4 separate regions of the Homo sapiens genome follow, and regions 1, 3 and 4 are each linked to region 2. The links are chromatin contacts, found by Hi-C or POLR2A ChIA-PET in ENCODE. All regions are on one chromosome and are shown on one strand. Each heading gives the region's core, a stretch centred on a gene start or an enhancer-like site at or near the end of the contact. The rest is flanking DNA. Distances are from core to core; before and after follow the strand shown.

Evidence for each region. Hi-C counts contacts between places; a loop is a spot of excess contacts on that map. ChIA-PET counts read pairs that join two places held with the same protein, here RNA polymerase II (POLR2A). Pooled maps may share reads with other maps.
Region 1: a loop to region 2 is called in a map of posterior vena cava, with 8 times the contacts of the local background. The contact joins the promoter of PIM3 here to the promoter of TUBGCP6 in region 2. A Hi-C loop is called at or near these places in 2 of 168 maps with a recorded cell type or tissue (gastrocnemius medialis and posterior vena cava) and 10 of 50 pooled maps. POLR2A ChIA-PET finds 5 or more read pairs at or near these places in 7 of 52 experiments (BJ, HEK293, HepG2 and 4 more).
Region 3: a map with no recorded cell type shows a loop between it and region 2 (2.7-fold over the local background). The contact joins the promoter of MAPK8IP2 here to the promoter of TUBGCP6 in region 2. A Hi-C loop is called at or near these places in 5 of 168 maps with a recorded cell type or tissue (GM12878, Right ventricle myocardium inferior, adrenal gland and 2 more), 2 of 37 single-sample maps with no recorded cell type and 4 of 50 pooled maps.
Region 4: a loop to region 2 is called in a map of CD8-positive, alpha-beta T cell, with 6 times the contacts of the local background. The contact joins the promoter of CHKB here to the promoter of TUBGCP6 in region 2. A Hi-C loop is called at or near these places in 3 of 168 maps with a recorded cell type or tissue (B cell, CD8-positive, alpha-beta T cell and OCI-LY7), 4 of 37 single-sample maps with no recorded cell type and 14 of 50 pooled maps. POLR2A ChIA-PET finds 5 or more read pairs at or near these places in 1 of 52 experiments (CD4-positive, alpha-beta T cell).

Annotation. Positions count from the first base shown.
Region 1 is chr22:49,959,427-49,962,126 of GRCh38, reverse strand. It overlaps PIM3 (Pim-3 proto-oncogene, serine/threonine kinase), which reads right to left and starts at 1,355. Exons shown (of 6, transcript NM_001001852.4): 1 at 1,095-1,355; 2 at 893-1,002; 3 at 759-809; 4 at 316-685. The coding sequence starts at 1,179. RefSeq lists silencers at 143-192, 833-882, 1,023-1,172, 1,223-1,862, 1,903-2,182 and 2 more.
Region 2 is chr22:50,243,652-50,246,507 of GRCh38, reverse strand. TUBGCP6 (tubulin gamma complex component 6) reads left to right here and starts at 1,485. Exons shown (of 25, transcript NM_020461.4): 1 at 1,485-2,789. The coding sequence starts at 2,049. It overlaps HDAC10 (histone deacetylase 10), which reads left to right. Exons shown (of 20, transcript NM_032019.6): 17 at 132-210; 18 at 416-598; 19 at 681-833; 20 at 978-1,325. The coding sequence ends at 1,001. RefSeq lists a silencer at 1,113-1,182 and enhancers at 1,653-1,702, 2,113-2,392, 1,966-2,856.
Region 3 is chr22:50,599,394-50,602,205 of GRCh38, reverse strand. MAPK8IP2 (mitogen-activated protein kinase 8 interacting protein 2) reads right to left here and starts at 1,413. Exons shown (of 12, transcript NM_012324.6): 1 at 1,323-1,413; 2 at 312-417. The coding sequence starts at 1,387. RefSeq lists an enhancer at 534-1,034 and a silencer at 1,824-2,003.
Region 4 is chr22:50,581,593-50,584,420 of GRCh38, reverse strand. CHKB (choline kinase beta) reads left to right here and starts at 1,572. Exons shown (of 11, transcript NM_005198.5): 1 at 1,572-1,863; 2 at 2,064-2,172; 3 at 2,559-2,672. The coding sequence starts at 1,640. It overlaps CHKB-CPT1B (CHKB-CPT1B readthrough (NMD candidate)), which reads left to right and starts at 1,422. Exons shown (of 30, transcript NR_027928.2): 1 at 1,422-1,863; 2 at 2,064-2,172; 3 at 2,559-2,672. It overlaps CHKB-DT (CHKB divergent transcript), which reads right to left and starts at 1,395. Exons shown (of 4, transcript NR_110536.1): 1 at 1,098-1,395. RefSeq lists silencers at 1,026-1,425, 1,456-1,545, 1,876-2,075.

The DNA.
Region 1 (2,700 bases), core at 106-2,605, 280 kb after region 2:
ACCGCCCCCAGCCGGGGGTCTCTCGGGCCGGAAGGATGTCACGCGCCTCCCACACCGGGGCAAGAGGCCCCGTACCCCCCAACGCGATGGAGGAAGCAATATTGAGCGCGCCCCTAGCCCCCACCCAGCACGATCCCGCTCTTGATCCCTCGCTCAGCCCTCCCCAGGGTAGCGCGTGGGCCTCTGCTCCCCACGAGAGCAGACCCAGGGCGCGCGGCCGCCCAACAGTCATCAGCCCCTCCATGTGCCGCCCCTGCAGGCGTTAACCCGCCGGCAAGGCCCCCGGAACGTTCCCTGCCCCGCGCCCGCGCTCACCGTCGAAGTCGGTGTAGACCGTGTCCTTGAGCAGCGCACCCGAACCGAAGTCGATGAGCTTGAGCTCTCCGGAGCGCAGGTCCACAAGCAGATTTTCGTCCTTAATGTCGCGGTGCACGACCCCGCAGCTGTGGCAGTGGCGCACGGCGGCCAGCACCTGCGCGAAGAAGCGGCGCGCCAGCGGCTCGTCCAGGGCGCCGCGCTCCGTGATAAAGTCGAAGAGGTCCTGCGCCGGCTCGGGCCGCTCCAGCACCAGCAGGAAGCCGTCGGGCCGCTCGAACCAGTCCAGCAGGCGGATGACGCCGCGCGCGCCGCCCGCCGCGCCCACCTTGCGCAGCAGCACCACCTCCAGGGGCACGGTCGCGCCGCCCTGGGGGACACGGCGGTCAGCAAAAGCCCCGCGCCCGCCCCCCGCCGCCGCCGCCGCCCGTGCCCCAACTTACCAGGCTGCCCCACTCGGTCACCCGCTCCTTCACCACGTGCTTCACAGCCACCTGCGGAGACGCGGGGGTCAGGCCGGGCCAAGCGAGGCGCAAGGCGCGCGAGAAACCCGGGCCCGCCCGGCGGTCCGACTCACCGGGAGCCCGTCGGCGATGCGGCTACCCGCGTAGACCGTGCCGAAGCCGCCGCTACCCAGCACGGCGCCCACCTGGTACGCCTTCTCGAAGCTCTCCTTGTCCGCCTTGGCTGCAGGGAGGCGCGGGCGGGGTTGGTGCGGCCCGGGGCGCCCCCGGTCCCCGCCCTGGCCCCGGCCCCGGCCCCGCCGGCCCCGCGCGTACCTGGCTGCAGGATCTTCACCGGGAGGTGGTCCACGCCGCCGGGCCCGCAGAGGTGCGCCAGGGAGCCGAACTTGGAGAGCAGCATCGCGGGCGACGGCCTCCCCGGAGCCCCGAGCCCCAGGCGCCGAAGCCGCGGCCGATCCGGGCGAGCGGCGCGCCGGGGACACCGGCCGTCCGAGCCCGAGGCGGTCCGCGCGGCGCAGTGGGCCCGGAAGGCCCGCGGGGACCGCGTAGACGCGCAGCAGGCGGAGCGCCTCACCCGCCCCGGCCGCCTCGCCCGGGGGTTTTGGGCCGCGGCGCCGCGTATCCCTCCGCGGGGGCGGGGCGAATCGGGACCCCGCCCCCTTCCGCCCGGGGCCCGCGAGGCGGCGGCGGCCGGGCGCTAGCTGGGGAGACGGCGGGGCAGCTTGGCGCCTGTCTTCGGGCGGGCGAGGGCCGGGTGCGGCGGGCGCGGGGCCGCTCCGGGACTCGTTTTCGTAGCGCAGCCGCGGAGGCGCACGGCGTGTCGCGTCGGTCCGCTCTCCGCGCTCACGCTCTCACTCCGCGCAGGCGCAGTGCCCGCGCGGGTGGCGGCCGTGGCGCCTCGGGCAGAACGAGGAGGGACTGCACGAGCCAATGGAAGCCGGAGTTTTTAAAGAAATCCGGCGCCCCAGCCAATGGCGGGGCGAGCCGTTTCCTGGCTCCGCCCCCAGCAGTGCCTAGGAAGGTCACCCGCCGGCCCCGAGCAGGGTTCCTGGGGGTGTGGGAGTGCGGGAGGCGACCTGCGCTTGTCCCGCGGCCTCGAGGTGACACACGCCGCCAGTCTGCGTCCCCGGCTGTCTGCGCATCCCGTCGCGCACGTGGCCGGGCGCGCGGGGAGGTAGCGCCGGCTCCTCTGGAAGCCCTCGCAGCGGCAGCGCCCCCAGCCTCGCAGCCCCGGCGGGGGCCGAGAGCGCACCTGGCTGGAGATGCTTCCTCCTCACCCTGGGCTCTGACCTCACGCCCGCAGCCCGAGGGCCCTCCCTGGTACCTCTGCCCTGCTGGCCGGTGCCTGGAGTGGCCCCGCCCGACTCCTGCCGTCTGACACGGTCCTGGCTGCCCTCCGGGCTCTCCAGCAGCTGCTGTCCACCTCCACCAGGGAGCCCACCTTGATTGCTGCGACAGCCGCACTCAAAGGCTGAACAGCCGGGGTACACATTGCCCTGGTCTGGACTTCACCCTGTCGTGCCCCTTCCCTGCTCTCTGTACAGAAGTCTGACTCACCTGTGTGGTTTGGTGCAAACCCACAGATTGCCAACATTGGTCCAAAGTCACCGGCCTGAGAGCAGCTCAGGGTTCCAGGACGTGAGTGGCCACCCGCCAGCCCCAGGGCTAGTGGGTTGAGAGTTGGGGGCCAGAGGGCCCAGGGGCTGGTCCTCTTGGCACTGCCAGGCGTTCTCAGTGGCCCTCAGGGGTCTAAATATTGTGGCAGACATCCCCGGGCGGTCTGGTGTGACCGTCAGCGCGCACACACACTTGCCTCGGAGCTTCCAGCCTCCCCTAAGTCTGACCTCTCATCTCTATACAGTCACCATCGCTGTCCCTGCGCTGACCACTCACACACCACTCCCCTGTTCAGCTCTTCTGA
Region 2 (2,856 bases), core at 236-2,735:
TCCAGCACAGAGGCTCAGCAGTCACAGCACCCCTGCCCATGGCCCCGTGAATGCTCTTCCACCTCTGCCTCTGCGGTTTGGGCTCAGGAGGGTGAGCAGGGCCTTACACTTATGCACCTGTGTCCTGGAAGGAGGAGTCTGTGGCTGAACATCAGGGGCAAGGAGGCGGCTGCCCTATCCATGTTCCATGTCTCCACGCCACTGCCAGTGGTGAGTGACCATGCCACGCGGCAAGGCAGGTGCTGGGGAGCCCATGGATGTGTACAGCTGCTGTTTGCTGGCATTGTCATGATAGCAGGCCTCTGGTCCTTCCTGTCTCCCTGCTCCTACTCCAGGGGCCCTGAGATTGGGAGGTTGGGAGGCCAGAGCCAGCAGGTGTCCGTAGATGAGGAGCTGGGCTCTGCTGTCCCCACAGATGACCGGTGGTTTCCTGAGCTGCATCTTGGGCTTGGTGCTGCCCCTGGCCTATGGCTTCCAGCCTGACCTGGTGCTGGTGGCGCTGGGGCCTGGCCATGGCCTGCAGGGCCCCCACGCTGCACTCCTGGCTGCAATGCTTCGGGGGCTGGCAGGGGGCCGAGTCCTGGCCCTCCTGGAGGAGGTAAGCTGGGCAGGGTGGAGGTGCTGCGGGGTGGGACGAGGGAAAGGACCAGTGACTGCTTCCGTCTTCGCCCCTGGTCCAGAACTCCACACCCCAGCTAGCAGGGATCCTGGCCCGGGTGCTGAATGGAGAGGCACCTCCTAGCCTAGGCCCTTCCTCTGTGGCCTCCCCAGAGGACGTCCAGGCCCTGATGTACCTGAGAGGGCAGCTGGAGCCTCAGTGGAAGATGTTGCAGGTGAGGCTGACTGCGGAGGCATGGCCCTGCCCTGGGGCCTGGCTCTGCCGCACAGATCGGTGGGGAGGGCAGGGCAGGGGAGTGCCCTGAACCAGCTCCAGCGCCGGAGGCCAACTGCGCGCCTCTTCTCGGCTCCTCCTGTAGTGCCATCCTCACCTGGTGGCTTGAAATCGGCCAAGGTGGGAGCATTTACACCGCAGAAATGACACCGCACGCCAGCGCCCCGCGGCCGCGATCCGGACCCCAAGCCCACGGCTCCCTCGACTCTGGGGCACGGAACCCCGCCCACTCCCAATCCCCGCGCCCCGCCCTCTCCCACCCGTGCTTCCCCCGCTCCACCCCTCACCTCACCTCGCCCCCGCCCCACCCATCGCGCCCCGGCCCGTCCCATCGAGGCCCATGCAACCCACGCTCGGTCCCGTTCCGGCCCCTGCGCCCCGCTGCGCTTCGCTCCCCGCCCTTGCGCCGTTAGTAAACATCGCTCAAACGAAACGCTGGCTCTGCCTCCTTTACTGAGCACGCTCGGCCTCGGTCTCTCACCCGCGGTGCCGGACTCAGGCCGGAAGTATGCCGCGGCCCAGGCCTCACCAACTTCACGCGCTGCCGGCGTTCCCGTGACGTATTTCCGGCGCGCCCGCCCTAGTGCTCTTCACACTGGCGCGGCTGTGACGCGACGGAGGCGGCGAGAGCGGCAGCCGTGGGCACTTTCCACGGGTGAGGCCTGGAGAACGGGTGGACGTGCAGGCCAGAACCCGGGACCCACCCGGCTGAGCCCCCAGACTCTCCGCTGCCCACGACCCTCGGAGTGGCACCCTCTCCTGGCCGTCTCCTCTCGTGGGTCCCGAAGAACGGGTGCAAAGCCGAGTTCGTCCGCTGTACTGCGCGGGCGCGCGTTTCGTTCTTCGGTTTTGCCACGGTTCTGTGACTCCCTAAAGGTTGAGGGCTACTGAATTAGAAGAAACGCCGAGCTGGCTTCTGGTGGGCTGCCGGGCGCCGGGCAGCGTGCTTGGACTGGGGAGGGCAGGGCGTGTTTACTCTGAGTAGAGCAACCGCAAGACCTCCTTTAAAAAATACCAGTTCTGAGCTTCGGCATTGGAGAGGCCGCCTGTCATTCAGCCTCTTCGGACCCTCTCTCACTCCCTGTCTTCCGGAGCGTGAGTGAAGCCCGGGTGAGGTGTTTTCCCACACGCCGGGGGCCCGGAGCTGAGAAGGGGCATGGCCAGCATCACGCAGCTGTTCGACGACCTGTGTGAGGCCCTCCTGCCGGCTGCCAAGACTCACCTGGGCCAGCGCAGTGTGAACCGGAAGAGGGCAAAGCGGAGCCTCAAGAAGGTGGCCTACAATGCTCTTTTCACAAATCTTTTTCAAGATGAGACTCAACAGCTGCAGCCTGACATGTCAAAACTACCAGCGAGAAACAAGATCCTCATGTTGTCCTTTGACTTGAGAGTGGGTGGCCTGGGCCCCAAGGCCGACCGTTTGGAGGAGCTTGTGGAGGAGCTGGAAGCAGCCCCTTGCTGTCCGCTTTTGGAGGTGGGGTCTGTTTTGGACCTCCTGGTTCAGCTGGCAGGGAGTGGTCCCCCTCAAGTTCTGCCGAGAAAACGAGACTACTTCCTTAACAACAAGCATGTGGGGAGAAACGTTCCGTACAGCGGCTATGATTGCGACGACCTGAGTGTGTTTGAGATGGACGTTCAGTCTCTGATCTCCAGAGAAGAGTGTTTGTGTCACAGCATGATCCAGGAAACACTTCAGGTTATGGAGGCTGCTCCAGGCACTGGCCTGCCCACCGTCGGGCTCTTCTCATTTGGTGACCCTTGTGGTGACAGGTTCGAGAGAGACACCCGGGTCTCGCTCTTCGGGGCCCTTGTGCACAGCCGCACTTATGACATGGACGTCCGACTGGGCCTGCCCCCCGTGCCAGACAATGCGGACCTCTCTGGGCTGGCTATTAAGGTAGAATGTTTAGTTTTTCCTCTTTCATCTCTCTCGGGGTTTGGAAAATGCTTCCTGTGACCTTTCT
Region 3 (2,812 bases), core at 164-2,663, 360 kb before region 2:
ATTAGATCTTTCTGGGAGTGATCTGAGGACAGAGGGCACCCAAAGCAAAGGAGCACCTCCCTGCCCCGGGCTGGCCACCGATGGGGTCGGGGAGAATGCTGGGGAAGGCCCTGCGTGGAGGCCTGCAATGTGTTGGAATAAGAGAGAGTTGATACCAAGGAAACCTCAAGGGTTAAGTGGGGAGGAGCCATCAGAGGAGTCCCCGGTTCAAGGCTGAGCTCACACCCACCCTAAAACCCCAAGTGAACGCTAAGAAGAACCTAATGAGGCCCTCCCTTGAGCTGGATCTGTGTCCCCAACTCTTCTCCCACCTTCTCACAGTGGTCTGAGTCGTAGCTGAGGCCCAGGCCACAGTCATCAGTGATCTCAGACAGATCTTCGTCGTCAAATTCTTCCAGGCTTATGTCCTGGGGAGGCCTGGAAAGGAGACCAGGGTCAGAGAGCCACCAACCCTGGACTCCCTGCCTGGCAACTGGCCCTGAGGAGGGGCAGAGGGAGGCGTCAGCTCCTACACCCAGTGGTTTCCACAGCCCCCAGCTCTCGGAACACATCCTGCCATCATCTTGACCCCCAAGCTCTGCTCGCCTGTGGATCCCCTCCCCCATCTGAGCCAGGCCTGCCCGGAGGAGCCAACCCTGCCCCCACCCCTCCCACCCCGCCTCCCTGGAGAGCCAGCAGCCTCTCCTCCCTCCACTCGCAGCTCCAGGCCCCTGGGGTCAGGGTCTTGCAGAGCAGGGGAGGGGGAGCTGCAACGCGGCAGCGGCAGATGGGGAGGGGTCGCTCCTGCTCTGGGAAGAGAGTCTGGCCTGTTTGTCTCCCCCTCTCCGGCGGAGTGAGGCCTAAACCCAGAGGCCCAGCGTCCTCCCAACCCCAGTCCCTTCCCGCAGGGCTCCGGGCTTGATTTCCACTCTCTCCCGGCCGGGCCCTATCGGCCAGGTCTGGCGTCCACTGAAAGAGGCCAAGGCCACCGGGACACGCCGCGCCGGGAGGGTGTGCCCGCATCCCGCCCGCATCCTCCCCCGCAGAGGGTCGGCCCAGGGCCTCCACCCTTGACAGGTCAGCCGTCCAGGCCGGGCGCGGCTCAGAATCCCGGCGGGGCCCGGGGGTCACTGAGGCTGGGGACGCGCGGTGAAGATGGAGGGAGTGGGAGCGGGGTGGGGGTGGGGCGCCCGAGCCGAGGCTCAGGGACCGCAGGGGGCCGGGGCCGGGTCCGCGCCGGCGGCGGGGCTGGGGCGGCGGGGACGGGGGTCCGGGCCGGGTCGGGGTCGGGGGGGTGCGCAGGGAGCGGAGGGTCCGCCCGGCCCGGGCGCCGAGGGGGGTACCTGCAGCCCGGCGGCGACAGCGAGTGGAAGGTGGAGAGAGAAAACATCTCCGCGCGATCCGCCATCTTCTCCGGGAGAGGCCCGCGACTGCGGCGGGGGGTGCGGGAGCCTCGCCGCGCCCCGCGCCGGCGCTCGGCCCGCCCCGCTCACCTCGTGACACGCCCTGCGGCGTCCGCCCCGCGCACCTCGCCCGGACTCCGCGGCGGCGCGGGGAGGGCGGCGGGGGAGGCGGGGGAGGGACGCGGCCGGGGACGCTGGTTGGAGGAGAGGCGGCGGCTTCACTGCCGGGCGCTGGTTGGGGAAGGGCCGGGCGTGCGATGAGGATTTTTCCCGGGGAGGGGCGGGAGGGAAGGGGCGGGCGGGTGGGCGTCGGGCCCCGCCCTGGAGGACCCGCGCGGGGCGGGAGGCCGAGGAGGCAGCGCCGGGGTCCGCGGGCCTCGGGTTCGCCGTGGGCTGTTTCCTCTGGGCGAGAGGCCGGGGCGGCCCCGGGAGCTGCGCCGCCGCGCCCAGGATCCCCCCAGGAACCCTAACCCGGGTGCGGCCCGGAGCGGGGTGGCGGGCGAGGCGGGAGGCGCGGGAGGAGCTGTCCGCCGTCGGGTGCTGATCGGAGCTGTCCCCACGGGGTGCTGACCGGGGCTGCACGGGGACGTCTGCACGAGGGTCGCCGAGCAGGGCTGGATTCAGAATCGAGCACAAGGTACTCAGAGGATGCTGGCTGGGGCTAAAAGTGGACTTTGAGCACTCAGTAGAGACTGCACAGCCGGACGGACGTACCGACGGGCACTGGGAGAAGTTAGCACCCACGGAGGCGACATGCGTCCCACTGGAAACACTTTTTCTTGGGCACCGTGTTGCTGGGCCCTGTGTAGGGAACTGACCCGCTCTGGCTTGGGATGGAGCCCTGTGGGGAGGGCCATGGTTGAAGCTGAGCTCGAGACGGTGGCTGTGGGAGGAGGCGGGAGATCAGGGTTGAGGGCGCAGAACTAGGGAGAGACTGCAGGACACTTTTTTTCTTTCTAAAATAGAGACCGGTGGCTGGGCGCGGTGGCTCACGCCTGCAATCCCACCACTTTGAGAGGCCAAGGCGGGTGGATCACGACGTCAAGAGATCGAGACCAGAGACCATCCTGGCCAACATGGTGAAACCCCGTCTTTACTAAAAATACAAAAAAATTAGCCGGGCGTGGTGGCGGGCGCCTGTAGTCCCGGCGACTTGGGAGGCTGAGCCAGGAGAATCATTTGAACCCGGGAAGCGGAGGTTGCAGTGAGACGAGATTGCGCCACTGCACTCCAGCCTGGCAAGAGCAAGACTCCGTCTCAAAAAAAAAAAAAGAGAGAGAGAGAGACCGGCTCTCTCTGTATTGCCCAGGTTGGTCTCAAACTCCTGGGCTCAGCTATCCTCTGGCCTCAGCCTCCCAAAGTGCTGGGATTACAGGTGTGAACCACAGCACCTGGCTAAATATTGGCTAAAGAAGGAGGCTGGCATTTCA
Region 4 (2,828 bases), core at 323-2,822, 340 kb before region 2:
AGTGCAGGGATTAAAAGCGTGACCCACTGCCCCCAGCCAGAATCAGTTTTCTTTTTTTTTTTTTTTTTTTTGAGACTGAGTCTGACTCTGTCGCTCAGGCTGGAGTGCAGTGGCTCGCGGCAACAAGGCCTGGGTTCAAGGGATTGTCACGCCTCAGCCTCCCGTGTAGCTGGGATTACAGGCACAAGCCACCAAACCCGGCTAATTTTTGTATTTTTAGTAGCGACGGGGTTTCGCTATGTTGGCCAGGGTGGTCTCAAACTCCTGACCTCAAGTGATCTGCCCGCCTCGGCCTCCCAAAATGCTGGGAGTACAGGCGTGAGCCACCACGCCCGGACCAGTTACTTTTTAAAGTGGCTCTAGGTCCCTTTAGGGAAGGATTGGAGGAATATTTCTTGGTATATGCTCAGATGCTGGTATTGTAAGATCCTTCCTGAGAGGAACCAAGCCTCCTTGTCAATTAATGGGCTCTAGGTCTCAAAACTGACTCAGATTTAAACAGAATGATCATGATTTTCCACTGCAGCAAAAGTGACATTAGCCTTGTGATCACCAATTTTTGATTTCTTTCTGGTTATCAAACAATACTCTAGTCAGATGCCCCAAAGAACACCATGGTTCGACAGACATTGCCACAGATCTCTGTGGGTCCAGCGTTCCTGGTCGCCGCTCTAGCCTGGGGCAGAAGCAGAAATGCAGGAGGCACGCGTTTAAATCAGGACGCCCTCAATGGGAGGTGCGCAGGCCGAGGAGGGGGCTGCGGCAAGCTGCGAGTCTTCACTTTCTTCGGCTCTTGGGTTTGACTCTGTAATTGGTTCTAGGCCTGGAGGAGACGAGGAGGATAGGGGGAGAGGGGAATGAATGAAGACGCGCATCTCAAGCGGGGCAGCAAAAGACTCCTCATTCAGAGGTGCGGCTCTACCGGCCAGGGAGTCCCCGTGTAGACTGGGCATTTATGCAACTGGAGTCATCGGAACTGTCCCAAGGGTCACATTCCTTCAGCAAATGTTTACTGCGTACCCACCGGGTGCCCGCATCCCGCACTCTGCCCGCGCTGTGCGGCCCTGCCTAGCGCGCGCGCCTCCTCCAGGCCTCACCCACGCTCAGGACGGACGCGCGCTGGACGGCTCTTCCTTGTCGGAGCGCCCCAGGGGTCGGGGAAGAGGGCCCGGCAAGGGAGCCCTCGCGCCGGAGCTGCAGCTGCAGCCGCCGCCCCGCCGCCCCGCCGGCTCCCACGGGGCAGAGACGCAGCTCCTCTCCGGTCTTCCCGTACGCTACCGCGCCCGGGCAGTTCCTCGCCCGCGCACGCGCCGCTCCGCCAACTGATTGGCCTCCGGCGCCTCGGATTGGCCCAGGCCGTCCAACAGCAGCCCCGCCCAGAGAGAGACCATTGGTCCTTGCCCATAGGGGCGGGGCCCGGCAGAGATCTGCGGAATTCGGCCTTCGGAAAGAGCCCCCGGGCCGGGGCACGGAGAGAGCCGAGCGCCGCAGCCGTGAGCCGAATAGAGCCGGAGAGACCCGAGTATGACCGGAGAAGCCCAGGCCGGCCGGAAGAGGAGCCGAGCGCGGCCGGAAGGAACCGAGCCCGTCCGAAGGGAGCGGAGCGCAGCCTGGCCTGGGGCCCGGTCGAGCCCGCGCCATGGCGGCCGAGGCGACAGCTGTGGCCGGAAGCGGGGCTGTTGGCGGCTGCCTGGCCAAAGACGGCTTGCAGCAGTCTAAGTGCCCGGACACTACCCCAAAACGGCGGCGCGCCTCGTCGCTGTCGCGTGACGCCGAGCGCCGAGCCTACCAATGGTGCCGGGAGTACTTGGGCGGGGCCTGGCGCCGAGTGCAGCCCGAGGAGCTGAGGGTTTACCCCGTGAGGTGGGAGGTCAGGGGTCAGCCTCTCCGGTGCGCGGATCGGGGTCAGGGGTCAGCCGCGGGGCCCTCAGGATGCTCCATGTTTTCGCCCCCCTCTTGCGCCCGCGCCTGGGGCGGGGCGGGGCCGGCCTGGCCGGGAGGGGGCCGGGGCCGCGGCAGGTAGGGCCGGCCGCGGGCTGAGCGCGCCTGGTGTGGGTCTGCAGCGGAGGCCTCAGCAACCTGCTCTTCCGCTGCTCGCTCCCGGACCACCTGCCCAGCGTTGGCGAGGAGCCCCGGGAGGTGCTTCTGCGGCTGTACGGAGCCATCTTGCAGGTGAGGGGGGTGTGAGCGCCGCAGCACCAGTGGCTTTAGGGCCTGTCGCTTACGCGATGCGGGTAGTATTGTTCCCGTTGCGCAGTTGAGGACACCGAGGTTCACGGTCTGAGTAACACCTCATTACACCGAAGCCTGGGCCTGTATTCCCAGAGCTTTGGGAGGCTGAGGCGAGAGGATCACTTGAGCACAGGAGTTCGAGACCAGCCTGGACAACATAGTGAGACCCCCATCTCTAAATAAAAATAGACCAACGCTAAAGCCTGTGCTCCAGAGCCTCCAGGCAATTGGATCAGAAGTCGCAGCTCTGGTGGGAGGAAGGCGAGCCCTCATGTGTGTCCCTGTGCCACTTTGCCTTGGCCCCTTTGCTGTCCATCCTTTTTCAGGGCGTGGACTCCCTGGTGCTAGAAAGCGTGATGTTCGCCATACTTGCGGAGCGGTCGCTGGGGCCCCAGCTGTACGGAGTCTTCCCAGAGGGCCGGCTGGAACAGTACATCCCAGTACGGGCCCAGTCCTACCCTCTCCTCCCCAAGGCACCTCCACCCCCTAACCCTACCCCAGTGCCCAATGTCTGCCTCCACATCCCTCACCCCAAGTAGGGAATTTCCCCCAAAACCCTGACTTCCCCTCATTGCCCCAGCCCTTCCCACTCCTGC